7 separate regions of the Mus musculus genome follow, and all the other regions are linked to region 1. Evidence: chromatin loops called from intact Hi-C (ENCODE). Cell type or tissue: heart. All regions are shown on one strand.

The links. A loop is a pair of places that touch in the nucleus more often than their neighbours do. Peaks named below come from ENCODE experiments on the same cell type or tissue, not always from the same donor. Only the 100,000 strongest peaks of a DNase experiment are listed, where the experiment ranks them.
Region 2: it touches region 1 in a loop (2.0-fold over the local background); 8 of 42 quality-filtered maps call a loop at or near these places.
Region 3: it touches region 1 in a loop (2.0-fold over the local background); 5 of 42 quality-filtered maps call a loop at or near these places.
Region 4: it touches region 1 in a loop (2.0-fold over the local background); 5 of 42 quality-filtered maps call a loop at or near these places.
Region 5: it touches region 1 in a loop (5-fold over the local background); 14 of 42 quality-filtered maps call a loop at or near these places.
Region 6: it touches region 1 in a loop (2.1-fold over the local background); 4 of 42 quality-filtered maps call a loop at or near these places.
Region 7: a loop joins it to region 1, with 9 times the contacts of the local background. A loop is called at or near these places in 7 of 42 quality-filtered maps.

Annotation. Positions count from the first base shown.
Region 1 is chr1:88,560,764-88,564,763 of GRCm38, forward strand. Gm19589 (predicted gene, 19589) reads left to right here. Exons shown (of 6, transcript NR_037971.2): 6 at 1-1,403. Among named protein-coding and RNA genes, the nearest start is that of Gm41912, 7.2 kb to the right of the region's middle. In heart, a CTCF peak has its summit at 1,771 (motif pointing right); a DNase peak (open chromatin) is centred at 1,778.
Region 2 is chr1:88,484,826-88,488,825 of GRCm38, forward strand. All of the region lies in intron 2 of Gm28888 (a long non-coding RNA gene), which reads left to right. Among named protein-coding and RNA genes, the nearest start is that of Glrp1, 23 kb to the right of the region's middle. In heart, no CTCF peak of the experiment used is centred here; a DNase peak (open chromatin) is centred at 1,696; H3K4me3 peaks cover 319 bases; H3K27ac peaks cover 1,503 bases.
Region 3 is chr1:88,656,651-88,660,650 of GRCm38, forward strand. No RefSeq gene overlaps it. Among named protein-coding and RNA genes, the nearest start is that of Arl4c, 44 kb to the right of the region's middle. In heart, no CTCF peak of the experiment used is centred here; a DNase peak (open chromatin) is centred at 1,861; H3K27ac peaks cover 672 bases.
Region 4 is chr1:89,189,263-89,193,262 of GRCm38, forward strand. No RefSeq gene overlaps it. Among named protein-coding and RNA genes, the nearest start is that of Gm34331, 88 kb to the left of the region's middle. In heart, CTCF peaks have their summits at 2,408 (motif pointing left), 2,628 (motif pointing left) and 3,788 (motif pointing right); DNase peaks (open chromatin) are centred at 149, 1,549, 1,949 and 2,389; H3K4me3 peaks cover 733 bases; H3K27ac peaks cover 3,610 bases.
Region 5 is chr1:88,454,793-88,458,792 of GRCm38, forward strand. All of the region lies in intron 1 of Gm29538 (predicted gene 29538), which reads right to left. Among named protein-coding and RNA genes, the nearest start is that of Gm28888, 3.4 kb to the right of the region's middle. In heart, a CTCF peak has its summit at 2,079 (motif pointing right); a DNase peak (open chromatin) is centred at 2,119; H3K27ac peaks cover 713 bases.
Region 6 is chr1:88,633,982-88,637,981 of GRCm38, forward strand. No RefSeq gene overlaps it. Among named protein-coding and RNA genes, the nearest start is that of Gm41912, 66 kb to the left of the region's middle. In heart, a CTCF peak has its summit at 1,955; a DNase peak (open chromatin) is centred at 1,870; H3K27ac peaks cover 942 bases.
Region 7 is chr1:88,423,257-88,427,256 of GRCm38, forward strand. It overlaps Spp2 (secreted phosphoprotein 2), which reads left to right. Exons shown (of 8, transcript NM_029269.3): 8 at 3,066-3,182. Among named protein-coding and RNA genes, the nearest start is that of Spp2, 18 kb to the left of the region's middle. In heart, no CTCF peak of the experiment used is centred here; a DNase peak (open chromatin) is centred at 1,565; H3K27me3 peaks cover 349 bases.

The DNA.
Region 1 (4,000 bases):
TTTTCATCATCCCTAAATTGGAATCTGCTGCAGAAGCCGTTATCAGCAACCTCGAGCACACTTTCCGGAACAGCAGCTAGAAACCCAAATAAATGCTCTCATTTCCCAAATGCTTGACTCGGGAATGTGAGCCACTGAGTCACAGCTCTTGACTTCAGGGTGACCTGGCTTTTGAGGTGCTGGCCTGAGTCATACCACCTGACCCTACACCATTTGTGTTCTTGGCAACTGACATCGTCTCTGTGTAAGCCAGGCTCCTTCCTCACACTGGGGCTGCTCGAGAATTTCGCAATGTGCAGGGCTCAATGGATGGACCACGGAGATCCTTAAGCACAATGGAATCAAAGATGCCAGCAACTGTTGCCACTTGCTCCTTTGAAACAGTTTTTGAAAAACCCTGTAAGCCTGGCTGAGAAAAGGCAAATAGCCTTTAGTGAATCAGTTTGGCAAGCCAACCCGGATAGAAGATAAATGTGCTGCAAGCACATTTAGCAGCAACAGGACAAAACCACAGGTAGTTCATAGGCACAACAGAGGAGCCTATTCTGCTACCGAGCCCTTCCTGGGGAATACCTGCTCCCCAACTGACCTCTCCACAGGCCCTTTCTAGCACCTTGTCTAGGATGAGATAGGCACATTATTGAATCCTAATGCTCTTCAAAGGCTGATCTGGTTTTCAAGTGGGCCGGTGTCCACCTTCATCTTTATTGTGATCATTGACCCCATTGGTCCTCTGGTCGTATTTCTGGTACCGTGTTCTCTATGGGTAAGGAAAGGAACTGCAGATCCAATGGCCCTTCAGAGACTTCGGTGAAAAATGCACATGATGTTCGGCTGTTCTGGTAATGAAATAGATGCACATTAAAAACAACAGTGACGTGTCTACACCAGCGTCTGTAGACACGGCTCCAGAGTAAAGCACTTGCTATGCAATCAGGCTCTGAGCTCAGATCCCTAGCAAGCATGTAATAGCCTGGTGTGATAGTCCCATCCTAGTAACTTAAACCTAGACCCTTCCACCTCGTGATCCGTCTTCCAGGACTTCACCCCAGCCACTAAGCCTCATATATAAGCTTTTGTAATGTCATGGTTCATAACGGGTAGGCTCTGAGAAATGACCACTGGACAGGTGGGGGTCGGGGTGCATGATAAAGCCATCAAACAAAGTGTGTGAGATTCAGTCTTCCTGTCACATGCCCAGCTACAGAAGAAAACAAAATATTACTTGCAGAGTAAAATATCTAATACTACCTCAGGGTTTGGAAGGAGCCACATGAAAATGGCAATGGAGTCACATCCTGGAGACTGGATAGGCTCATTTTTATTTTTGCATCTATATTTTTCCCTATTCTCCATTTGATTAGAAAGTATGTTACTTTAATAAAAACTTTTTAATCAAAAGTTAATTCAGGACTGAGAAAGGCCTGAATGGACACCAAAGCCTGGGCTGCCAGTTGGGTTGGCTGCTTAGCCTGTCAGGGAGGTTGACAAAACCCACGTTTGCTGCAGGAGGTGAATGAGCAGAGTGGTCGTTCTTGTCCTATAGATGACAAGGTACTGCACACAGGTGTGCGCACACAATCAAGGTGAGGATCTATCTGCTAGAAGCTTCTATCTCACTTTGCCTTAGTACCCTCCGCCTCACTTTCTAAGTCAAAGGCTCACACATGTCTTGCTTTCTCCCCTAGAGTCTCTCTCTACCCAGCCAACTTGGGAGTAGTCCCCACGTCTGACCACTGAGCCTGAGAACAGGCTGTTCCCATATGGCCAGAAGAGGGCGCTGTGGGGCAGGACAGGCTTCTGCCTACTGTTTAACATGTCTGTCCATTGGACAATGGAACAGAACACCCTGGCCACTGTTGCTGCAGGGGTTACATGCAACAATTATACATGATCAGTGTACAAGCTCTCCAGGGATCTGTAGCTACACAGGACTGGTTTTCCTTTACACTGTCCTCTTAGAGAGTGTGGTTCTCAACAATGTACCCTGGCTTTGCCCAAACTCTCACCTCCCAAGACATCTTTCATCTTCCTCTTTCATGAACAAGGCCACTGTCCTTGCCCGACACGTTTACTAGTAGGGATTTGGGGCCTGTTTACTGTGCACACTTGCTAGATCCAGTACCTGACCCAGTGTGGCCAACTGTTTGAACTCTGAAATAAAATAAAATAAAATAAAATAAAATAAAATAAAATAAAAAAAATAAAATAAAAGATGATCCTGGATCCCTGGGCCAGGAATTCACTGGTTCCATGTCCAGTACTTTGGTCTTTGGACCATGGTGACAAGGCCTTCCTTGTGGCCAGTGTTGAAAGAGCTCTCAGAGCCCTCAGCTTTAGGGGAAGGCCCTCGTCATGACATTCCCTAGCTAACTTACACTTGAACCCAAGATTCTCCTGGGATAGATGTCCATTCGGTCTCTCAGCCTAGGTCCCAGCACCTACTGCCTGCTATCTGGCTCTAGTTTGGTCTTCTGTATTCATTTTCCCCACATGCCCAGCCCAAGACTTCTGTCTCATGGGACCTCTGGGCTTTTAGGCTGACTCTGGCCACAGCCTCTCTGAACCATTGTGTGGCTTGTGCTCTGTGCCTTCCTAGGCAGGACTTCTCATACTTCAGTCCATGAGCATTAGAGTAAAGCCAGAATAGCCACGCAGCAGTAAGTAACACCTGTGGCATGGCTATCGTGTTGTGAGCCGAGAGCTCCCTAGGAAAGTCTGGACCCTCTGGATACACAATGAGGAAGGTTACAGAGTCCTCAACTGCAAAGAGAAGAGCTCATCTCAACCATCTAGAAATAGTGAACAATAGTACCCACTGGCCCTGGGGCCTGGCAATCCTACTCTATTCCCCTGCTCTGACAGGCTTTTCGGGTCCTCATGCCATCAGAGTCATGATCTCACTCAGCTGCAGGACCTGAGACCCAGCCTGACTTTATCCAATGATGTCTTAAAGCCATCGCTGTTCTTGGCTCTGGTCCAGCATCTATCCCTTGCAAGAACTCTTTCCTCCCTATAGGCCCCATTGATAGCCATTTGCTTTCACCTGCTGGGGTAAGCACCCCTTATAGATAGCACTGATGAACAGAAGAGATATGGCGTAGCTTCGGAGCTCAGAGCCCAGCCAACCTGAGTTACGGTATTATGACTGATTACAGATCTGTGCAGGGATGCCCAGGAGCCATGTTTACATCTATTATGTTTACTCTAGGTGAGTTGGACCAGTGGGTAAAGGTGTCTTGGACAGGTATCTCTTTGTGCCCTGTGATCACTCGAGATTCTGTCTCCTCTCACCTCACACCAGTGGTGGTGGAAACCATCTCTGAAGCCAGGCCTCTGCCATTCAGTAATATAACCAGACATTTTAGCAGGAAGGGGAGCTGGGCTAAGGACAGCACTCCAGGACACTGGTGAGAACAGGGAGCTCCAAGGTACTTGGGCTGCTCGATGTGGTCCTCTGAGAGAAGCAGCCTTTACAGGATACAGGTGTCTCCCACACAGCTCTACACGGGCACAAGAAGGAGGTGGAGGACACTAGCCAGCAAGATAGAAGACCTCGCTGCATTTTACTGAACTTTAATTTATCCCAGAGTACTTGGAGTCAGTAACACCTTCAGCAAGTTTTACTATGCATTAAACAGAAGTTGCTGTCCTCCTCTGAAGGAAGAGAGGTTGCAGAAGAGCCAGGGTCCTCATAGAACCCACTGGAAGGCTCTCAGTAGGTCCTGAAAAGGACAAGGTTACAACCAGAGATAGGAAATGCATGGCCAGGACAATGGGAACCCATACTCATCTAGCCAGGGTTTGGTTAGAGGCTTAATTGCTGACATTTGGCAGCTTTCAGGGAACCTTGTGACAAAATTAGGAGTGGAAAAATCTGCGAGAGCAGATGACAACCTGTACATACTGTAAAATACCTCATCCAGGAGATTCTGTAGAGGAATCAGGGAGAGGAGAAGGAAGGGGAGGAAAAGACCCCGATGAAGCATCCCATGCCAAC
Region 2 (4,000 bases), 76 kb before region 1:
TCTTCCAGGTAATCACCCTGTCACAAGATGTCCCCACCACTAGCCACCATCTACCTTCTAGAATATGGACAGGAGGTGAATGCCATCATCATGCTTGCACATTCAGCTTTCAAAATTCTAAGATAAAGAAACCTTCATTTTTCTTGTTTTAAAAAAATGTTTTTAAATTTTTAATGGAATATTGTTGAAGTATTTAGGCTCAGTCTTTCTCCTGCACCACTTGGTTGTTGAGACTTGGTCTCACTGAGTAGTCTAGACTGGCCTTGAACTTATGATCCTCTTTCCTCAGTTTCTGGAGTCCTGAGATTACAGGCGTGCTATGCCTGGCTAAGTACCTTGCTATGTGCAGACTATGTTGTGTCATCTGGGGGGTCTGACTGGGGCTGAAGGATCCATTTTCTAGATGGCCTGTTTCATGGATACAACGCTGGTGCTGGCATCACATGAAATTGAGCCGAGGCTGTGATTTTGCTCTACGTTGCCTCTGTTCACCCACAGGCTGCTTCTCACAATATGGTGGTTGCTAGTTACAACCTTACACTCTGCCTAGCTTTATCTAGATCAGTAGTCCTCAACCTGTGAGTCTCTACCCCTAAAAGACCATCGGAAAGTACAGATATTAATGTCATGATTCATAACAGTAGAAAGGGGCTGGCGAGATGACTCAGCGGGTAAGAGCACTGACTGCTCTTCCGAAGGTCCTGAGTTCAAATCCCAGCAACCACATGGTGGCTCACAACCACCTGTAATGAGACCTAACACCCTCTTCTGGTGCATCTGAAGTCAGTTACAGTGTACTTATTTATAATAATAAATAACTCTTTGGGCCAGAGCTAGAAGGGACTGAGCAAGCAGGATGAGCCAGAGTGAACCAGAGTGAGCAGAGGTCCTAAAAAAAAAAATCAATACCCAACAACCACATGAAGGTTCATAACCATCTGTACAGCTACAGTGTACTCACATAAATAAATAAATAAATAAATAAATAGATAGATAGATAGATAGATAAATCTTTTTTAAAAATAACAGTAGCAAGATTACAGTTAAGAAGTAGCAACAAAAAAAATCATTTTATGGTTGGGGGTCTGTTGTGGTAAATCTTTCCATCCCAGATATGCCCAGGCAATGAAAACACCACACAGTTAATATGATTACATGCTGTGTGCCTAGATTGGGCAGATCTACCGCTACACTACCATCTTCCACATCTATGAGACCCCTTAGAACTTGCAGTTTCTCCAGGCCCTGTGCTTCTGCTCCGCTTTTCTTCTTCTTCTTCCTCCTCCTCCTCTGCATCCTCTCCCTCTTCCATTTTCTCCTTCTTCTCTCTCCACCTTCTGCTCCACCTCCCTTTATCTGCCCAATCATCAGCTCTCCTTCATTTTACAGATTAAGGTGGGAAGCAGGTTTACAGGAAATCACCTGAGTGCAGACTCATTCTTTGTTCTCAACCACTCACAAAAGAATGGAATTACCATCAAATATAATTAGCCTCAGGGCTATCCACAACATCGGTTCCTACAACATGAGGAGTTGTGTTAAAGGACTGAAGCATTAGGAAGGCTGAAAACCACGCTCTAGATACCACTCTAGAAATCGTGAGGCCTGGTTAAGGTTATAAACAGAAGTGGCATTGCATGCTTTGGTGACCTTTGCTGTCAGTGGGCTAGAGGAAATGCAATACGCCTACAAAGGTAGGCCTATTGGGACTGAAGGATGCATTTTCCAGATGGCCATGTATCAGCCCTGTATCAGGGCTGGTGCTGGTGTCACATGAAGTTGAGCTGGGGCTGTTGTCTGAAGGCCATCTGGGTATATTTATCATGGAATGGTTAACTGCCTTCCACCAGAGCTCTGTTCTGATACCACCTGCTTTTACTATAGAGAAACTCTGCTCTCTCCAGCATATTAAATTGTATGACCACAGCTGCTTCAAGTTCTACAAACCTCCGTTTAAATTTCTTTCCAACTTAGTGCCTCATATGGCAAATGGTTGCCCCTCAGGCATGAAACCATGCTTACCGGTGGACGGAGCTCGCCTGTCTCAGATCTGCAAGCCAAGCGGAGCCTCAGACAATAAAGTCACAGAAAGATAGCTCCCTGTAAGACATCATGCTGTTCCAAGCCAAAAGGGAGAATCCTTCAGGATGCAAGTATGAGCTTGGTCCTAAGTTATTCATTTTTGTAAGTACTTTCTCAGACACAAGAACACACAGCACTCATTTGTAAAATCTATGCTGCAGTAAAAAAGAGGGGGTAAGGAGTTACATTTACATATCATGTATTTTGTTTCTTGAATTGATTTTTTAAAAGGTAGACTTTTCTTCATATATATATATATATACATATATATATACATACATATATATATACACACATATATATATATTTATATACTTGCTCAGGTATGTATATGTATAATGTATATGTATACACACATACAAACATACAGACATACAGACAGACACACAGGAAAGAAAAAACAAAACTTAGAATTACCTATCATTACTCTTGACATTGAAATGGTGTCTTAATTGAGTATTACTAAAACCTTGACAAACATTTTAAAATTATTGCACATAGTTCTATCATATAGGTGTATGATTATTTAGATATTGTGCTACCCTTATAACTTAGTACATTTTAATACCATATTCTTGTAGATGTTTTCCTGTTGAAGTCTTCTTTTTGTTTTTTTCTATTCTCATGTTTATGTGTGTGGTGCGTATGTATGTGTAGGTATGTTTTCTTCATGTGTTGATGGGTAGATATGCACCTGTGTATGTGGAGACCCGAGATTGACACTGATGTTAGGAATCAATGCTCTTCTCTATGTTTGTCAAGGCAGGGTCTCTTAATCAAACCCAGAGCACACAGATATTGCTAGCCTGCTTGTTTTGGGGATACTCCAACCTTCTCCTTCTATGCCTGGAATTCCAGGAGGGCCACTGTGCCTGACTAGCGGTTAAGTGGGTTTCCCCAGGACCTGAATTCTAGTTCCCATGTCCATGCAGCAGGCACTTTAACTGCTCAGCTATCTCTTTGGCCCCTAAATTTTTTAAAAATATATTTCAGACATGTTTTAGTATACTTCTTCGCTGCACAACCGTTTATATTGGCACCTACAGGACATGCAGATCCATGCCTGTCTGCTAGCATCCTTTGTACCAGGCACTGTGCTAAGTAAGGGTGTATAGTAAATTGACCTCTTGTGGCTCTGCTCTCCATCCTCATCATCACACAGCCTCCCTCCCTCTCTGTGTCTCTTTCCATCTCATTATACGGACTCTTGCCTACTGGATTAAAGCCGACCCCAGGTCTAGCCTGGCTTCCCTATCAGTCATGTGATCACATCTGTGAAGATTTTGTTTCTCCTTAAGGTCCTGCTAACAAACTCCAGGAGCACAATGCTCCGCCCAGGCAGCAGCCCATACAGAAATGGTCAAGAACCCCGACTGTCCTGTTGAAATCCATGTGTTGATCTTTCTGAACTTAGAGATATCAGAGCTTTTCTAGCGTTGCACAGTAATGAGGGGGGTTGGTTTTGAGATAGGGTTTCACAGTGTCGTCCAGGCTGACCAGAATGACCTTGAACTCATGGAGATCTGCTTGCCTTTGCCTCCCAAGTGTTGGGATCACTGGTTGGCAGGTGCCACCACGTGGGGCAAAAGAGTCACACAGGGATAAAGGGCCATGGACCCAGTGTCTAAAGCCAGGTCTCTAGCTCTAAGACCCTGCTCACAAAGGCTAGCCACACTTGGCCACACTTCTACCAGGAGTGGCAGGGCTTGGGGGTAGGGGGCAGTGAGGCTAGCTTGTGGAGTGGGGGGTGGTGAGAGGGGTGGAGGTAGAAGTGTGCTATGGTGAGATGGTGTGTGATATTTACATCAGAGCCCAGCTGGTCCGAAGAAACAACTGCTTCAGTTCCAGGGCTAATGAAGCCCAGACTAGTGGGTTACAGTGACCTCATTCCTTATTTTTCTCCTTCCTGGAATGGGGA
Region 3 (4,000 bases), 96 kb after region 1:
GTGTTTGTGTGTGTGTGTGGGGGGGGTGTCTGTGTGTCTGTGTGTCTGTGTGTGCATGTAGAGAGCAGAAATCGGTGGTATATGTCTTCATCAATTGCTCTCCACCTTATTTTTTGAGTCAGAGTCTCTTATTGACCACGGAACTCACCAATCAGGCAAGGCCAAGTGGGCAGCAAGCCCTAGGGATCCCCCTGTCTCTGTTCTCCCAGCACTGGGATGACCAAGTGCTTTTTACCTGGGCACTCACTGATATTGTAACCAGCCATAATAGTACTTGTGTCTTCCTTTCAAATGATAGACTACAGGGGCAAAGATTTACTTGAGAGCTGTATCCCAGCTGCCTAGAATAGTGCTGTGTGTGTGTGTGTGTGTGTGTGTGTGTGTGTGTGTGTGTGTAGAAGAAAGAGAAAGGGGGCAAGAGAAAGAAGGGAAGAATGGATGAGGGAAGACTGTAGGGAGGAAGGAAAGAGGAAAGGAGTGAGAGAAGGAGGGGGTATTCTGTTGCTTCCCCTTGAAGGATATCATTCACCTTAGGAGAAGCACAAAGACCAGCACTCGGTCTCTCCATGGTAACAGGAACTAGTAGTTCTGTGGTCTTTGACTCCAGCTGCCTGCCTCTGTGGCTATTCCCTGACTGGGGCTGACCCAGGCTCTCTGCTCCCATGGGTGGTTTTGCTGGTCCAGGTCCCCCCAGGAATGGCAGAAACAAGCTAAGACCTCACAGTGTGAACGGCCAGAGCCATGGGCACCCAGGCTCTACTCTTTCTGATGGAGGGAGAAGAGAGGAGAGGAGAGGACAGGACAGGACAGGGCAGAAGAGAAGATGGGAAAGGGAAGGAAAAAGGGAAGGGAGGGGAGTAGGAGGAGAGAGTGGGAAAGGAAAGGGAGAGGAGGGGAGGAGGGGAGGAGAGCTCTGCCCTTTTAAATTCTGCTCTGTCTATGCTACCAGATTGACCAACAGCACCCAACTGTTGTGGCCACTCATCTTCCTCCACCCTTCTTCGTCTTCTGTTTCAGGCCCACCTTATCCAGGACCACAGGTGGTTTTGCTCAACTTGAGTTCATCTGTCTTTGGAATTTCCTTCTTGAAACAGACTCTGGTCACAGCCCATTGTACCTTCCAGCCTGTGATGACCCATCTTCACTGTCACCCTGACAGACTTTAGAGTCCTCAAGGAGACAAAGCTCTGGGCATGCCTACAAAGGTGTCTCCAGAGAGGCTTAATTAACTGATGAGGGAAGACCCACCCTGAGTGCAGCAGGCACCATGCTCTGGGACAGTGTCTTAGGTTGAACAGAATGGAAACCGGAAGAATCTGGATGAACACCTGGGTTTCTTTGCTTCCTGACCCACAAGAAGGGAAGCAAGTTCTTGCCCCTCTCCATGTTCCACCCCTCCATGATTGAGTGTGCATCTTGAGCTGTGAGTCAAAATAAATCTTTCCTTCAAATTGTTTTTTTGTCAGTTAATTTGGTCACAACAATGAAAAAAAAATAACAAATGTCCCCGAAGTGGCATCCAGTGACCATCTGATGGCTCTCTGTGGGCCACAGCTGATAAAGGAAAAGGCAAGTCTTCACCAAGACACCTCAACCTGCTTTCTAACAAGGGCTTGTCTACACTCTGACCACCTGCTTGAATAGCAGGCAGTGGCTCAGGAGCCTTGCAGGCTCAGCCTTCCAAAACCGAGTGCCCAGCGCCTACTTCCTTTGGGTTTTCTTTAGAACAAAGGCAATTTTCCCAATGGCTCTCTTCCCCCATTTGGAGTCTTGCAGCCTTTTATAAACCAAGCAAGGCTCCCAAGCCCTGAATGGAAAGTGTTCTGTCACTGCATGTGCACGGCAGCACTCATGTGGGGCACCTGCTTTTCTGGGACAGTTGCCATTTGGAATCAGGCGATTTCCTCATTGTGTGCCTATTTCTGGACAAAGAAGAGGGGAGCTGGACGAGAAGCTGAATGCTCCCCCACATCCTCCAGATGCCCGGCAGCCCCTAGTAAGACTCTGGCTCAGGAAGGTTACATGCCACAGGGAGTAAGGACAGTGTGGAGTGTCCTTGTCCCTCCCCACCCCCACCCTACCTTCTGCCTGACAGCATTAGCTGATCAGACCTTGAACAGCAATGTTTGGGAAGCATGCTTGGACTTAGCCTCTGTCATGAGCTGGGAGGTCTAGGCTGTCTCCTCTCCTGACAATTTGGGAGCTGCAGAGAGTTCAGGTCTCCCTTGTCCATATGACACCTAGACCAACAGAATTTTCTCTAGTAGCCTTCAAGGGCAAAAGGAAGTGGAGCATCTACCTCAGCAATCAAGGCCGCCTTTTCTGGCTACCTGGCTTATAGCAAGCCAGGAGTTCATTTGCCTGACTTTCCCCAAGTCCCTCTCTTCTAGACACCCACCATTTACAGCACTTTGTGAATACCATAAGTAGGTAATGCTTTGAGAAGAAGTAATCCAGGTAGAATGATACACACCTTCCATCCCAGCACTCAGAAGAAGGAAGAGGCAGGTGGGCCTTTGTCAATTCAAGGCTAGCCTGGTCTACATAGTGAGTTGCAGGCTAGCCAAGACTTCAGTGTGGTACTGGGACCAGTATCAAAACTATAATATTGAGGGCTGAAGAGATGGCTCAGTGGTTAAGAGCACTGACTGCTCTCCCGAAGGTCCTGAGTTTAATTCCCAGCAACCTAACCACATGGTGGCTCACAACCATCTGCAATGAGTTCTGATGCTCTCTGATGTATATATATCACACACACACACACACACACACACACACACACACACACACACATATCCCACCCATATGGCATAAATCCAATCTAGAGAGAAAAGATTTGGGCAAATAAGACAGTATGCCAACAAACAAAAGGTAATCTCATGCTTACCATACAAACTGGTTAAAAAAAAAGAGAGAGAGAGACCCATAGAATGCCCTACTTAGCATAGTAACTTTTGAGCTGGATCAGAAAAACTCAAAAGATGAGAAAGGCTTGGTCATCTGCACTGGAACCCCAGTAGATGAGGGGAGACTTTTGGAAATAGATGAGTTTGGCTTGTGGGTGATTGAGGATTTTTGTTGTTGTTGTTGTTGTTGTTTGGTTTTTGTTTTGGGGGGTTTTGTTTGTTTGTTTGTTTTGCACTGTTAGGAATTTATAGTACAAAAGAAAGATTTTCAGTAACTAAAAACACTCTAACACGAATCTCAAACTCTAACTTGGCACCCCCTGAATCCTCCGCGTCCACACCCACAATGAGCGACTACTGAATGTTCTACCTGTGTTTGGCTGAGCACAGGGGCTCTTCCTCCTACCCCGCACTCCTCACATTCGCTTGCTAGTATCATAGCTTCAAGGGGTTGTTTGAATTCTGACAAAACAATAAACAACCCTTATTATGGGTTCTTATATATTTTACTACAATTTTTCTCCCTTTCTCTTCTAGTGATTTAGCGGGAGCCGGCAAGACATAGAAGAGCCATGAGTGACTAAGGATCCATTTGTGCTGATTGAGGAGTTGCACAAACAGCCACATTTCAGCACCGAGGGACAAATGCCACTATTACTTACAAAGTTAGGAGGAGAAGGTATTTTTTTTTACCAGAAATATATATTATATCTCAAAGCAATATGAACTATTTTATAAGTGTGAAGCCCACATATTGTTAACAACAGCATTTTTGAGTTTGGATGTATGCACCTGTGGGTATCAGGCATGTGTGTATTCTTACACATCAAAGACACTCATGGCACCTGTGCAGAGAGGGAAGCACTGAGCTTCTAAGTACTGTGTGGCCGGGGAGACAATGTGAAATGTCCTGTCCTCAAACCCAGTTAATAATAATAATAACTTAAACACTCCTGACAGGAAGGTTTGGGGCAATATTTCTTGACATAGTATGTTTAAATTAACTGGGGAAAACAACTACAATAAAGAAAAGCCAAAAAACGATAACAGCAAAATCCATGCTAGCTGTAGAGTTTCTCATTGGCAGAGTGGGA
Region 4 (4,000 bases), 630 kb after region 1:
TGTTAGTAATCAGGCACCTCCTTGGCCAGCCCAAAAAGGACCCTGCGACAATGTTAGCAATCAGGCACCTTCCTAGGCAGCCCCTGAGGGACTTGGAACAATAAGACGCGTCATCACTAGCTGCCCAGAGGCGACACATTTCCACTGTTGACCCTGTCACATGTCCTCCTGCACATGCCCTATGCTCCACCCCTCCCCTCCCCCTCCAGGCAGCATCTGTACCGCTGTCTTTTAATAAGCCTCCATATGAGACCTGCCACTTAGTTCCATCTTGACCAATCCCAGATCCCAAGTTCAAGTGTCATGATTGACAGCATTCTGTCTAAACTCCACCTCACAGTTACCTGGCTAGCCAGGTAGACCTGACCCACAAAAAAGGGGCTGATTGCCCCATTCTTCCTCTCATTCTTGTTGTCTCTTGTTTCTTTGCTTCCCTCCCCTCCCCCCCCCAACACCTCCACACCCCACGTGCTCATGGCCGGCCTCTTCTCCTCTACTGCTCTCTCTCTTTGCCTTTCTCTGCCTCTACTACCCTCTTAACTCCCCTCTGCATGCCCTGAATAAACTCTATTTTATACTATACCTTTGTGTGGCTGGTCCCCCAGCGGGGAGGGATGCCTTGGTATGGGCCTGTAGAGACACTCCCTTCCCCTCCATACTGCATCACACTTCCATAGAACATATTCCCTTCTCTTTATATTTTTTATAAACACATCAATAATTTCAGCTCTTGGGAGAAATTGACATCTTGTGTGTACTCCACAACATCTAAGAGAAAGTCCCCAGTTCTCAGGCTCTGTGGGGCAGGTGACATACCTACCACAGCCAGAGGACAAGCCTATTTTGTACAAGAAGCCAGCACCAACCTTAGTGTAAAAGGCAGTTTAAGGAGTCTGTTATGGGCCACCGAGGAAGATGCCCTATCACATAAAACCTTCAATCCATTCTATCCAGCCTAACACAGTTCACATGTCAGGGCTACCCACACATGGTTTCTCAGAAAGGGAAGCCACATTTCCAGCCGTCACATTGAACTAAGATTGTTTAAGGAGCTGAGACAAACCTCTGGATTAGCTTTATGTATCCAGAAAATTAAATTAACTAAAGCGTTGGCCCCCAAGGCAGCCGGAGAATCCGTTTCATTTTGTAAATCCAGATCTCCAAAAGCCAAAATGCATGCTCTGTGAATGGGGCCCCATGACTCTCTTCCAATCCCTTAAGCTTTCTAAAATCATTATGTATTATGCTGATAAAATAATTTACCCAGGGCTAGTTCACGGTGGAATGGTATCTCAGTGCACAGTCATTTTCTTAGACTAAAGTACCATTTCTCCTTAACGACAACGCAGCAGCGGAGGCAAATGTATTTGGAGTAATTCATTATCCTCCCTACAGTCCGGGAGATTTGCTCAAGGGGTCTTTGGCTCAAGGTCAGGTGACTGAGACCCGAGAATTGCAGAGGGAACCAAGTCAGCCATGAGGTAAAGCATCAAAGCAGAGCCTTGGAGATAAGGGGACAGGAAAGGGGGCTTCTTGTGTACAAAATTCCTTGGGAAGGATTTCCCGTCTTGTAAGAGCATTTATGCAGCTAGGTCTCAGCGTCACACCATGTTGAATAAATAAACCGGCCTCGGAACATCTGCTTCCTGGATTTGGAACTTATTATTGACTTAATCCCATAGTTTGGCCCAGGGGTGTTTTTTTTTTTTTTTTTTTATTAATTAAAAGCGGAAGTCCATATTTTTTTCACCATGGAATTTCCAAATCATCAAAGTACAAGACAGAAGTTTCTAGAATGGCTTTGATTCTTACCCTCCCCCTCCCCCTCCCCTCCCCCTCCCCCTCCCCCTCCCCTCCCCCAGGGCATTCAGCACTGAAAGAGACCAGAGGTCACTCAGGGGAGGAGGGATCCAGAGCCAACAGGTTGAGACTAGAAGAGAGGTGGGGGCGGCTATGGGCAAGTTCAGTTTTATAGAGGCTTAGAAGGTGAAGGTTTCTGGACGCCTTGGAGACTAGCTACTGCCTTGGCCGCTGGGGAGGAGGCTGATAAGCTGAAATCACATTCCAAGCATGCCATTCCAGAAGGAGGGTAAGAGTGCTCAGCAAAGTCAGCTTCAAAGAGGGGTCTGCATCTTATCTCAGTGAGAAATTGCTGAGACTTGAAGAACCACTAAAGGCCAGTGCCCTTACAGATTTCTCTGTCAAAATTTCTATCCGAAATGACGTCAAGATTGCACTAAGAGAACCGCAGTGACCCGCTGTGGAAAGCAGATTGCAGGGTTGGAAAGATTAAGAACACTTACTTCGCGCTCTTGGAGAGGACCCCAGCGGATTTCCACTGTGAGTCACAAACATTTCTAACCCCAGCTCAGAGGGATCTGGCGCCCTCTTCTGACCTTTGCAGGCACTGCATGCACATAGTCCACTTAATGCACTCAAATATGAATACAGGACTGGAGAGAGGGCTCAGTAGTTAAGAACATTGACTCTTCTTTCAGACAACCTAGGTTTAATTCCATCACCCACATGGCAGCTCAAAACTGCCGGAAAACTCCAGGTCCATGGGACCTGACTCCCTCTACTGGCCTCTTTGGGTACTAAGCAGGAAAGCTGTGCAAACATACAGGTGGGCAAACACACACACACACACACACACATCCTCATAAAATGAATAAACCTTAAAAGAAAATGGATGTCATGTCAGCAGACTCTAGGGTGTTCTAGAACACCCTGTGACAGCAGCCAAATGGTGTGGAGTCCCCTCCTCTAAAGGGACAAGAGAGACAAGACAGAGAGCACCTTTCCAGGTCAGATGTTCTGTGAGATACCGTATCTAGGTGACCTTGAATCCACGGCTCCATAGTGTCAACAGGTGACCACATGGCTGGGCCTCGAGAAAGTTCTGTATGAACTGCAGGTGAGCCTGGGAGAAAGATCTGCCTTCAAGCCGGGGAACCTTGGTTGGCCTTCAAAGCAAGGTTAAATCAAGAAATCTGTTCTGCCCTCAAAGATATTGCCACCTGAATTTTCCTCTCCTAGAAGACTCTAAAACACCAGATCCTCTCTGAGAGGCTACACACTTCTTCCAGGAACTCTCCAGAGCAGAGTTGAGCAGGAGGTGTCTGCGGCAGGGTTTGCCTGCAGCTAGACGTCTCTCTGCCTTTCACAGCTGATAAGGCTGGAAAATCTAATCAAGACATTTTAAGTAGCAAGAAAGGAAGGAAGTCCCAGACACTCCTACTTGGGACCTGACTCTCAGCAGCTAAGATAAGAGAGTCAACCAGTCCCACCGAGGCAGGGTCTATGGGGATCAGGGCTTCTGTTCAAGGCTGGAGCTGGGTGAAGTCGGCAAAGAAATGTACAGCAAGCATTCGCCTGAGGAAGTAGCTTATGAACAGTCTCCCAGTCAGAAAGTGATGGGGCCCCAGGGCACTGGTGGAAGCCAGAAGGGTGGATCACCTGCCAGCCAATCAGACAAGGAAGACTCTGCACTGGTGTCAGTCTGGGTCCCTCGCTGATGTGCTTGAACTGTGGGAATCCAAGTACTCGCCTCTCCCGTCCCCTCTCTGCCTGTGTTAATGACTGCTTGCTTGCCTAGGGTCATTGCTCCTCCATGAACCACCCATCTACTAGACCTTTGACGTTCTTCCCAGCTTTTCCTGCTTTTTAAAGGATACAAATCATGGGATCCCCAACACCCCAAGTAGCACACATTGTACTCATGAAACATGAGCATAGCCACTAGGCACTCACCGGACTCAGAGACCACAAGTGCAGTTCCTCCCTCCGCCATAAGGTGGCAGTGTTTTAAATCCAGCCTCTCATCGGAGGCCTCTGGTCCACCAAGATGCTTAGATCTGGATTTGGGCCCCACAGCTTCTTGGGAATAAGGAACTAGATCGTCTTCTAAGAAATATTTGTTTCTTTCTATGTTTCTTTGCTTCTTTCTTTTCCTTACATCCGTTGCTACTTTGTTTGTTTGTTTGTTTGTTTGAGATAA
Region 5 (4,000 bases), 110 kb before region 1:
AGAAGCCATTCTGTAATATTCCATCTGAGGATGCTCTGAAGACCAGCCCTGCTGTAGGCCGGCACTCAACACCAGTGGCAATGATGACGTCTCATTACTGAAGAACTAACTTGGCTCCTTTCCTGTTCCAACAGTCCTTTGGTTTTCCCTAACTGAGCTGGCTAGAGGGTCAGGATGTTAATTTTTAGCGAGTGCTGTGCCTTCCTCTGCAGGTAGGACTACCAGCCTTCAACTCCTTCTGCTCTTGGGTGGGGAGACCCCAGACCACAGCAGCCTCTGTGCTTCCCTGTGCTCCAGGGAGTGACAGTCAGCAGCCAGAGGTCTGTGGCTCCCAGTGGTCAGAGGTCTGTGGCTCCCAGCGGCTTGCTGGGAGAGTACTGGGCTCAAACCTATCACCTAACTCCTTCAGGAGAACTGTCTGCCTTTTGCCAGCTTCTTAGTTTGTTTTTCCCAGAGTGGGAGAGAGGAAGAAAGAAGGGGGAGGAGGGGGGAGGACAGAGGGAGGGGAGAGGGAGGGAGGGGAGGGGGAGGGGAGGGGGAGGGGAGAGGGAGGGAGCAAACTCAACTAACTGGCAGGTGGGAATTGTAAAGAATCGAAATTATTTAATTTTGGTTTTGCACCTTTAGATGACACAGTGTGTTTGTCTGAGCTCCCTCACACAGTTTAGGAATTTTATCTTCAAGCTGACCTCAGACTCATGCTATGTACATCTGATTATCTTTATAGATTTTATTTAAAATGTGTGTGTGTGTGTGTGTGTGTGTGTGTGTGTGTTACTGGGGGTTGAACCCAGGGCTCTGTGCATGCCAGGCCAGACCTCCACCACAGACCACTGTCTCCAGTGTCGTTTTTATGGATTTTTTTTTTTAAGTGAGAAATGAGATGAAGGCATTTAAAATGCAGCCAGCCCACCTTTGTTTGAACTGGGAGCTTGCAATGTGTTTCCTTTGAACAACAGGCCATTTTCAAGTTTGTGAAAGTGGTGATGCTCCTCTGCTGGGTCTGGGGAGGCAGTGGTCCTGTCAGGGCTTGCCCATTCTTAAAGAAGACACAGAGTACAGCTGTATCTCTGCTATGTACCGGCTTCACCCAGAGTGACCTTCCCTGTCTGCACATAGGACCTGGGGACGGTATTCCTGTCTGATCCAGCCTAGTGCCAGGAGCAGCTGGGGGCCACTCCTCCAGTCCAGAGCTGGTGCAGTGATCCAGCTAGCCAGTCACACATTTTCCTGCTGCCCTGCCTTCCTTATCCATGGAAGTCAGAATGCAGGCTTCGGCCAAGCTTTCCCCTTATCCCATTCTCCTAGGGTAGCTTCTCCATGTGAGTCTGCCTCAAGACACTCCCTCTTGCCTCTAGATATCTGTGAGCTCTGAAACACTGGTTTTCCCCAAGCCTCCACTGTCTTCCCCTTGGCCTCAACTAACAATCTCACAATAGAACATGCAACACCAATCCAAAAAAAAAAAGCCATGGGCCGTTTCCTACCACTAAAATCCAGGGCCAGAATAATTATGCTATAAAACAGTAGCACAATCATTGGAGATGGGAGATAGATGATTTTATTAACAAATTAGAGAGCCAAAGTGTGGTTGCAGCTTGTTCTGAGCTGAATGCTGGTGTCCACGCCGGCTGGAAATGGTGTGTGTGGGGAGCCTTGTAAGGAATCCCAGAATGAACTCGGCTGCAGTTAATTACAGGTTATTCTCAGCAGACTCATTGTGCCATGCTAGACAATAGTTTTCTAATTCCTTTTCCTACAGGTATAATAATAGCCCTTGGGTTTCTGGAATATATTTAAGTATACATACATGTTCATTAGCCCGCGATTCACAGATCTAACCCAGTGTTCGGTGTCACCCCGTGCTAATTTTCCCTTGAGAATAACAAACTTAATAGGCTTGGTAGACTAAAAGCTACATAGCCGTCGCCTTACGCTTTCGAAGGATGGGTAGACAGGGTTTCACAGAACTGTAATCTAGGGGTGGATAGAGGAAGACCCTGCCCCCTAGTTGTCTCTCCTTCATCCTGCTCTGTACTGACCTAGTGCCTGTAATGGCTGAGGTTTCTATTTTACTGCTTCCTGCCAGCAGAGGGCGCTCCCTAAGAGCATGCCATACCTCCTTAACCACAATGGAACCCTCTCCAGAGGCCTTAAGAAGCTGGCTGTTATGCTGAAAGGAGTCTGATATGGCTGTCTCCTGAGAGGCCCTGCCAGAGCCGTACAAATACAGAGCCAGATGCTCGCAGCCAACCACTGGACTGAGCGCGGGGTCCCCAATAGAGGAGTTAGAGAAAGGACCGAAAAAAAAAAAAAAAAAAAAGAGAAAGGACCGAAGGAGTTGGAAGAGGTTTGCAACCCCACCGGAAGAACAACAATATCAACCAACCAGTCCCCTAAGAGCTCCCAGGGACTAAGCCATCAACAAAGGCATACACATGGCTCCAGCTGCATACGTTGCAGAGGATGGCCTTGTCATCAATAGGAGGAGAGGTCCTTGGTCCTATGAAGGCTCAATAGATGACCCAGTGTAGGGGAACCGAGGGTGGGGAGGTGGGAGTGGGTGGGTGGAGTAACACCCTCATAGAAGCAGGGGGAGGGAGGATGGGATAGGGGGTTTCCACGGGGTGGGGGGTGGGGGTGGAATGGGGAAAGGGAATAACATTTAAAATGTAAATAAAGAAAATATCCAATGAAAAAAAATGAAAAAAGAAGAAGGAGGAGGAGGAGGAAGAAGAAGAGAAGAAGAAGAAGGAAAAGGAGGAGCAGGAGCAGGAGCAGGAGCAGGAGCAGCAGCAGCAGCAGCAGCTGGCTGTTGCTTCCAGGCCAGCAGGAGAATCACTTCTTCCCAGTTCACTATGACAGTCTTACGTAATATCAGCTAATCAAGAAAGCCGCTTTCCATATTCATTACCCAGTTACATTCCTTTGGTTGGAATCCCATCTCAAGTCTAGGTCCCCGAAAGTTACTCCATTATGTGGGCCTGAATTTCTGACTCAAACTCCGCTTCCATAAAGTCCTGCCTGAGACACCTGCTTCCTTTCTCATTGGACTTATCTATTTTGTGTGTATGTGTATTTGCCTGCATGTATGCCTGTGTACCCCATGTGTGTAGTAATCACAGACTGGATTCTTTTGGAACTGGGATTTCAGATTGTCATGTGTTGTCATATGGGTGCTGGGAACTGAACCCAGGTCCTGTGGAAAAGCAGCTAGTGCACTTAGCCACTGAGCCAGCCCCCAACCTGCTTCCTTTCTAAAGAGCCTTAGTCATACAGTGGTTACTTGCTGAGGCTTAGTACCAGGGAAGCCCAAGTTTCTTTCCCTGCCCCTTCCACTAACTCCTGGTGTGTACTTGTTACTTAAGCTCTCTGGCTTCAGTTTCTCTACTAATGAAGCACATACAGAATAAGAACTGGTAGATTAAGAAGAAAGAGGGTATCTAAATGTGGGTATCATATATGCCTGAGAAAGGGAACTTGTGTTTATTTTATCCAAAGGAAAGGGTAGGGTCTAGATACACAAGCTGTGTTTATGAACAGTTTGAAATCACACCTGTGCCTTCACCTACATCTGAAGCAATTATACAAGCTCTTCAAGCAATGGCTTTGATTTGTCTTTGGTAGCTGTGGGCACCAACCAGAGTGATGTCTCTCTGTGGCCATGTTCCAAGGCCATGGACCCACGTGGCAATGCTGTCTGGAATTACTGGGCAGCTAAAGCCAAGGGTCAGGTCCCACTGTATTTGGAAGTAGGGGATCGGAGCCCTGTCTCTTCGTTCTTCAGCAACTTGTTAGATCAGATGTTCTCAGCTTCTACTTCCAAGGCCCCTCGGAGCCCTGAGCAGCTGCATAGCTTAGGTCAGGTGACCTGCTTTAGAATTTGCCTGAGTATGGAGAGGACAGCAAGTCGGCTCACAGGGAGCAGTGATATAAATCTTTCATCCATGTTCCATTATGAATGACCTTATAATTTGGGGTAAAGAATTTGAACGTTACT
Region 6 (4,000 bases), 73 kb after region 1:
GCCCAGACCACAGATCATCTCCAGGGATTGCAACTGTCCTAGTGACCATCCTTAGAGCCCTTAATCCTTCTTTGTTTTCAGGCCTCACTTGTACATCAGCTCCCTGGAGTGGCCTGCTTACTCCTGCTCCCTGCCTCAGTTTCCTCAAATGTAAGATGGAATCTCTCATAGAATTTAAAGGCCACAAGAAGTACTATCATGAGTAATGCCCATCAGGAGGAGACTATTCCAGAAATAAACGTGACTGTATCTCAGCCTAGGAGTTGAGAGAATGGTCCTTTCTCCTGCTAAGCCTAGACTCATGTGTGTTTCCTCTGTACAGCAATACGGGCAATGGACAAAGAAGTGCAATGGACTGGATCTAGTTTTTCCAGTCTCGAGTGAGTACCTGACTCTGCATCTAGGTTTCCATGGTTGCCATCCTCTCTTGGTCGCAGAACATCAGTTCTCAACCCGTGGGTCACCACCCTCTAGGCAAACTTCAATCTCAAAACAGACACAGTCACAGGCACAGGCACATGCACACGTGCACGCGCACGCGCGCGCACACACACACACCACAGTAGTAAAGTTACAGTTATGATGTAGCAACAATAGTAATTGTATAGTTGGGGGTCACCACAACACAAGGAACTATATTAAAGGGTCTCAGCATTAGAGAATTCGAGAACCACTGTTGTGGAGGAAACTGAAAGAAATGAGGATTCCTGGGGTGTGAGTTCTATGGTGGGGTTTTACTCATGCATTCAAAGGCATACCAAGGCTGATCAAGTCCTCACTGGGGTTGGTGGAGCAACACAGGGAAGCCAGGCTGTCAGCACACTTGTTCGAGAAGAAGCAAGAGAAGTTAGGTTTAGCGTTTGACGTCTGGAGTGGTTAGAACAAGGAGGTGTTCCCCTTACTGTCTGCATGTGTCACTGCTCTCTATACCTGAAATCTACTGGTGTTTCAGTGTACTGGAATGCTTTTAAAACTGCATAATTATCTAGGGCATTGCTATTTTATTTTTCATTAAAAACAGTCCATCATTAAACAGTCCCAGTCTATCTCAGTTTCTATGGGGGAAAAAGACCTTCTGGTTCCCAGGTAAATTAGATTCTAAAGTGACCTTTCTAAGAAGCTATACCCATGAAATCTCAATAATACAGCCACTTAAACAAAACCTGCATAACGACACCACCAGTTTGCATGCCAGCATGGATAAGGGAGATCTCACAAGGCCCCTCCCCTAGATGAAGACCTACAGACAATCAATGGCTACCGAGACGACAATCAGTCTTTACCAGGGGGGCAATCCCTTGATAGGTTATCCAGTCCCAAGCAGTCAGCCTTAAACACATATACATATGAGTACCACTAAATGCACTCAGTATGTTGTATATGTGTGTATAATATAGATAATGTATGCAGTAATAATAATTAAAGAGAGGTTATAAATTATAGAAGGTGTAGGGTAGACTTGGGGAGAAGTTGCAGGGAGAGTTGGGGCAGGGAAATGATGTAAACTAGTGTACTCATGTATGAAATTTCCAAAGAAATAATAATAATTTAAATTTAAAAAACGAACGTCCTCAAAATGATTGTGAAAGGAACTCCATTACATTCATTCTCTGCCTGAGATAATTTCTCATAAGAAAAGTGACCAATACCACAAAGACACTGTCCCCTGTGGATGTCCCCTTCTGGGAGTGTCCCATGAAGCTGTTGGGCTCAGCTCTGAAGGAAGCGGGAAACTCACACTTGTTTGAACAGTAACTAGTAACTGACGGAAAGAAAAAAATAAGGCTTGACCGGAAATAGGGGGACTCCTTACACAAAAGAAGGAAGTGCGGACTCAATAAGAAATGAGGTGAAGTTTTGCAGAGAGGAAACAGGCGCAGGCCATGTTGATAGTGAGCCTAGAAAAGAAACTGCCCTGGATTTACCCCACAGCTGGAGAAATAAATCCAAATGCCTCCTGCACTGGGGCATAAGGCGGCGCTGCGCCCCGCGCCTGTCGCCCTTCTGGGGATGTCGGGGCTAGAGACTGGCCTCAATGTACAGTGTGGACTGTGGTTAAGCAAGAGGACAGGTGCCCAGTGGGTTTGGACTGAGAACACAGGGTGGCAGACCCTACCCTGCTCTGCACTGATGACACCTTCATGAACAGAATAAGTCACTTCCATTGCAGCAAACTTAGAGCCAGACAACCGGTGCCCCGCCTTTGCTCTCTGCTACCTGGCTGTACATGGGCCAAGCATTCCCCCAAAGCAACCATTTCTTCTCTCTAAGACAGGATAGAGATGCTCCCGGCTCACATAGGGATAAAAATGAACATATATAGCCTCGTGCCTGGTGAACAATGGTTTGGATTATCTACCCATTCTTGCCGGTCATTGCAAAGGGGCTGGGAGGATGGGAGAATTAGTAAGACAGAACTTAAGGAGTTCAAACCACAGCACGGCAGGAACTTGAGGCCCCAGCACCAGAAACAGATAGCATGGCGTGGCAGGATCTCCAAAGAGGCCCAGAGGGGTCTTTCCTTCTTTCTTTTGAGGGCAATAAGGGTGTCACACAGCAAGAGCCTGCATTTATTCTTGTCCTGGATCTGTTGTCTGTGGGTCTTCCCACCCTCTATCACAGACCCTTTCTTTCCAAAATCCAGACAAAATGATACTGTGACTTTCCTCATAGAGGGTTCTAGCTGCAGATGTTAAACATGGACTTCCTGCCAGCATTGTATGTGATCATGAGACTTCATCTAGAGAAGGATATGTCAGCACTGGGCATGTGTGGAGATTCACTAAGGACTCGATAGATGAAATGTCACCCTGCTTCCTGCTCTGAGAAGCTGCTAAGGATGTGTGTGTGTGAGAGAGAGACAGAGAAAAGAGAGAGAGAGGCGGAGAGAGAGAGAGAGAGAGAGAGCACCCCAAGCTTGCCCTCTGGTCAGTGTGTCACCTACAGCTCAGTGCTTAGATGTCTGTAGGAACCCTGCCTCTGGCTGGGGCTTGTAATCTGCAGACCAAGTGACACAGCTTCCTGATTCAGTTTCATCTTCCATAGCCTAGAAAAAGCTTTCCTTTTTCTCTTCTCTCTTCTCTTCTCTTCTCTTCTCTTCTCTTCTCTTCTCTTCTCTTCTCTTCTCTTCTCTTCTTCTTCTTCTTCTTCTTCTTCTTCTTCTTCTTCTTCTTCTTCTTCTTCTTCTTCTTCTTCTTCTTCTTCTTCTTCTTCTTCTTCTTCTTCTCCTTTTTTTAAAGAAGAAAGCAGAGAGCCAGAAAGTAGCAAAGCAGGAACATCATTGGAACTGACCCTAGAGACACTTCCCTGGGGGTTCTGGGAAAATCTGCAGCACTCACACAAGTGTCAGAACAAGGGAGGTCTTGAAGGAAAGGCCTGGGGTTCAAACGTGGCTGTTACGTGGAAGGCAGATATCTTAGTTTCCTTTTGTGGTGCTATGATAAAATGGCCTGACAGCTTTAAGGAAGAGTTTATTTCAGTTCACAGTTACAGGTTGTGGACTACCATCCTGAGGAAGTCAAGGTAACAAAGAACAATGAATGCTTGGATAACCACACTCAGCTCACTTTCTCTCTCCACCCTCACATGCTCCAGAATGCTTGCCTATGGAATGGTGCCACCCACAGTGGATGAATCCTCCTAACTCGATTAACACAATCAGGACAATCCTGCCAGAAATGCCAACAAATCAACTTGATTTAAGAGACCCCTCATGGAGACTTTCTTCCTAGGTGATTCTAGATTAACCAACCATCACAGCTGGGAGGCCTAAGGATAGCAAGATGCTGCTAGAATGCTTGACTTTGAAGGCTGGAGTCCTCATCCTTGATCTTTGCACAAACTGCAAAAATTCCTCATTCAGTGACATACTATGGTCATGGAGAGGTTAGGGTTGAGACAATGTTCTCACCTCCTTGGGGGTCAGCTGGGCTAGATTGTCATCAGTTCTTTTGACATCCTGGGGAACCCTCGTTCCCCCACTCTGCCCTCTTCCCACTGC
Region 7 (4,000 bases), 140 kb before region 1:
GGCCATACTCTTGTTCTACTGAGGAGGCAGCCCCAGTGTGCTCCAGGCTCTGCTGATCTCTTTCTAAACCTGCACCACTGACTCTGACAGAAATCCAACCCTGAGATCGAGGCTCAGCACCTGCAAGGCTATTTGGGATGTTTTTGTTTGGTGGGTTTGGTTTTTTATTTGTTTCTTTTTCTTCCCATTGAGCCATGGATTCTTTGCAGATGTCTTACTGGTTATCCTTATTGTTTTAGTTCAATGACTAGTGAAGATATCCCGAATGTCTATATAAGGTTACTTATAAAAATATCCCTATTGATTTCATTAAATAATCAGGGTAGGATGGGTGGATGGTTGGTCTTAGTGAGCTTGCTATTCTAAAAATGTGAATCCCATTTTCTCTGTTTTATCATGAGCCTGCCTTAGTCCCTGGATTAAACTAGAAACTGAGCAAGTGTGTCTATAATCTAGTAAATACCATTCCAGTCTTCTCTAAGGTTGCCAGAAATGATTTAATACTAGAGTAGAGAGTAAAATCTAGTACTTAGTAAAAGAGTCGTGATGTTGTTGGTGGGATTCTAAAATACATAGTTTGGAAAACCAAGGTCCAATTCCCGTGTTGCAAAGGGTCTGCTTCTTTATCTTTGTAGTTAGGACAGTTCTGTCTTGGCAATTATGGACTGGCCGAAAGAATCTGAGCTGGGGTGTTTTCCTTTATGCTTCTCTGTGGCTGGCATTGGGATTGTTAGCTTGTGCCTAAGAGCAGTGTCAGAGGCGGGTCTGATGGTGGTTTTGGCCCATAAGTCAATGACAAAAAGATGAGTGCCCCGATTTTTCCACAGCCACTGTTGATTCCTTCAGCCACTGTTGATCAAATGTCCTCTCTGCACCTAGAGAGAGCATGACTCACAAATATGCTTATTGCCTTTGCACCCACTGTCTTGTGTCAATCACATCACATCATATCATATCCTATTGTATTGTATCACACATTACCATACCATATCATATCATATCATATCATACCATATCATACCATAGCATATTATAGCATACCCTACCATACTATATCACACTGTATCGTATCATATCATATCATATACCTGCCATATCATATCATATACCTGCCATATGATATCATACCATACCATACCATATTATATCATACCATATCATATCATACCATACATATCATATCATATCATATCCCTGCCATACCATATCATATCCCTGCCATACCATATCATATCATATCATATCATATCATATCATATCATTTCATATCATACCATACCATGCCGTATCATATTGTATTGTATTGTATTAAATCATTTGTTTCTTAGAGAAGGGAAGCAAGGAGGTCAGAGAGGCCCTGCTCATAGAGGTAGTGTTGGGATTTGAATTTATCTTCTTATGCCTGCTTCCCACGCGTCTGTTTTCTTCTTGTGATACATCTGTATACGAAACTTCAATGCTTGAGATACATTTGCCATGTGCTGAGTGGCACTATATGTACTCTTGCCAAGTAGCCAGCCACAGCTCTGTGTGAGCCATGTACTTACCACCACCAACCAGGTGGGGGCACTGTTCCCTAACACCTGAGGCACGTTGGCCTTTGGGGAGTGATTTCATTGTTCATGTTTCAGACTCACTGGTGAGAATTTCTTGTTATGATCTCCAGAACATGCTTACCTACAGAAGGAGCGAGACTCCACAAAAAGAGTGGGGGACCTGCACGGGGGCCCCAGAGGCAAAACCTGACCACACCCCATTCTCCACTTTCCCCTGGCTCTCATTCCTGCCTGCTCTGCATCTCTTACCAATGCTCTACCACATACAGTGACTTCCCAGGATTTGCAGTGGTTATGCTTTGATGTGCTTGCCTGGGGTCGATCCGATCCATCCCTCCAGGTTGAACTTAGTATGCAACAGCATGCCACCCACTTCCACTGACTACTCCACTCCAAGCTTAAACCAAAGTTCTTCCTTAGAGACCCACCTGTCTCCCTCATGGCTGTGACTAGCATGCCACAGACATCAGTTCAGGCTTCCTTCCTTCCTTGCCCCTCTCCATGTTCTTGGCTCCTCTTCCTTTCTAGCTGAATGTGTCCCAACTCTTCCTGGCAGTTCTTGTTGCCCTCAAAGACTCAGTCACTAAGTCCCCTTAATACAAGTTCCAGGGAACCCTATTAACCTGAAGAATGAAGTCTGAGGTCCTGAGGACTATGGCATATGGGCAGCCCCCCACCCCAGTGTGGTCTCTGTCTGCACCCCTTATTGACATCCTGCCTTCCTCTGCCTCTGCCTCACATGGATGTCTCACACAGTGTGCAATCCCCACTAGATCCTGGGTCTCACGTTCATCCCCAGGTCCGGTCCAGTTCACCTGAGTGCACCTCACTCTGCACTGCCCTTTTCAGGGGCTGATTCCCCCTTGTCTCTGTAGTCAGGCATCTAGAATCTCATTTACAGTGCGTAGTAGGGCGACATTCATCTTCTCCACTGGCTTATGACTTTAAATATTTGGGGAAGTCAATATCGTGTCTTTTTTTTTTTTTTTTAATCTTTACAACCCTCCTTAAATGTTCCACACACTCTTGCTTACTGCACAGATTAACTGATGGGTGGCTGAGCGGATAGATTTGTGGAAATTTGGTCTCTAGCCCTATCTCCTCAGACTGTCACAGCCTCTGGCCAGCCACTGCTTTGATTGGCCCCTCTGTCTCTCATTCACAGACTGATGCCTGGCTAGAGCCCCTGCAAGGAGTTTCTCTGGTCTTCCCTGTTTTGAGACATGAGTTCCTATTCTGTGGCTGTGTCTCTGTCCCCTGATCAGGCTACCTCATCTACCTGTGGTGTTTCTCATCCTGTCTTTGGTCCAAAGCAGGCTGCTCAATGTGGAGCTGTTCAAATCTCCTGTAGCATTTAGATCACTTTCTGAGCAGTGCCCAAGCATCCCAGGCTGAGCCTCCAGCACAGGGATGCTAATGCACACTGTGGTGGTCTAACCTGCCCTTCCTTCTCAGGGTGCAGATGCATACTATGGTGATCTAACCTGCCCTTCCTTCTCTCTTGAATAGATTTCATGAAAGAAAGAGAAGCAGAAGCTGAAATGAAGAAAGGCATGGAGAATGGTGTCTTTTTCCTTTTTATAATCTCCACTCTGCAATAAAGATCTTTCCCTTCCTTTACTGCTCTCTCATTGTCTGGTTTGGAATAGAGCATCACTAAGTATCCAATTTCAGATTAGAGCATCACTAAGTATCCAATTTCAGATGAGAAATTGATGTTAGGAGGCATGAGGAGGATGCTAGGGATGGAGGCTCACAAAGTAACTATGTTTCGAGTGTTTTCAGCCAATTGACAATAGATATTAACATCTTGTTAAAAGCAAGCAGACTCAAGCATCCTGTTGTCTTTCTTTGTAAGTCATCATGGTGACTTTTAGGGCAGGAATACTCTCCCATATGATACAGACAACATGGTACATAACACCATTTGCTCCTTAAGCCCCAGAGAATGGATGAGACGGCACACACCCATGCAGTGGGATGTGACTGACCACACAGCAGCCTGGGTCATCAGGTGGAGAAAATGCTGACACAATAGCGCAATCTGCTAATAACAGAGAACATCTTTGGTGGGAGAACAGGTTACTTTGTACACTGTCCTGTGTTTCTGTACACATAGAACTGTTCCAAGAATAGTTTAGTGGACTGGGGAGACGGCTCAGTGGGTGGGATTGATCAATGCCCATAGGAACCTGAGTTTGAATCCCTAGATCTCATCTATTTAAAAAAATAAATAAATAAAACCAAGGCTAGGTATGGCCACACATGCCTATAGAGCTTTGGGTTCAGCAAGAGATGCTTCTCAAGGAAATAAGGCAGGGAGTGAGGGAGCAGGGTACCTAGGATCTTCCGCTGCCTTCTGTGCGCTTATGGATTTTAACTAAGAAAAAAATTGATTAAGTGGCTAAAGAGTAAGACTCATTGCAATCGACCACTGTGCCTAT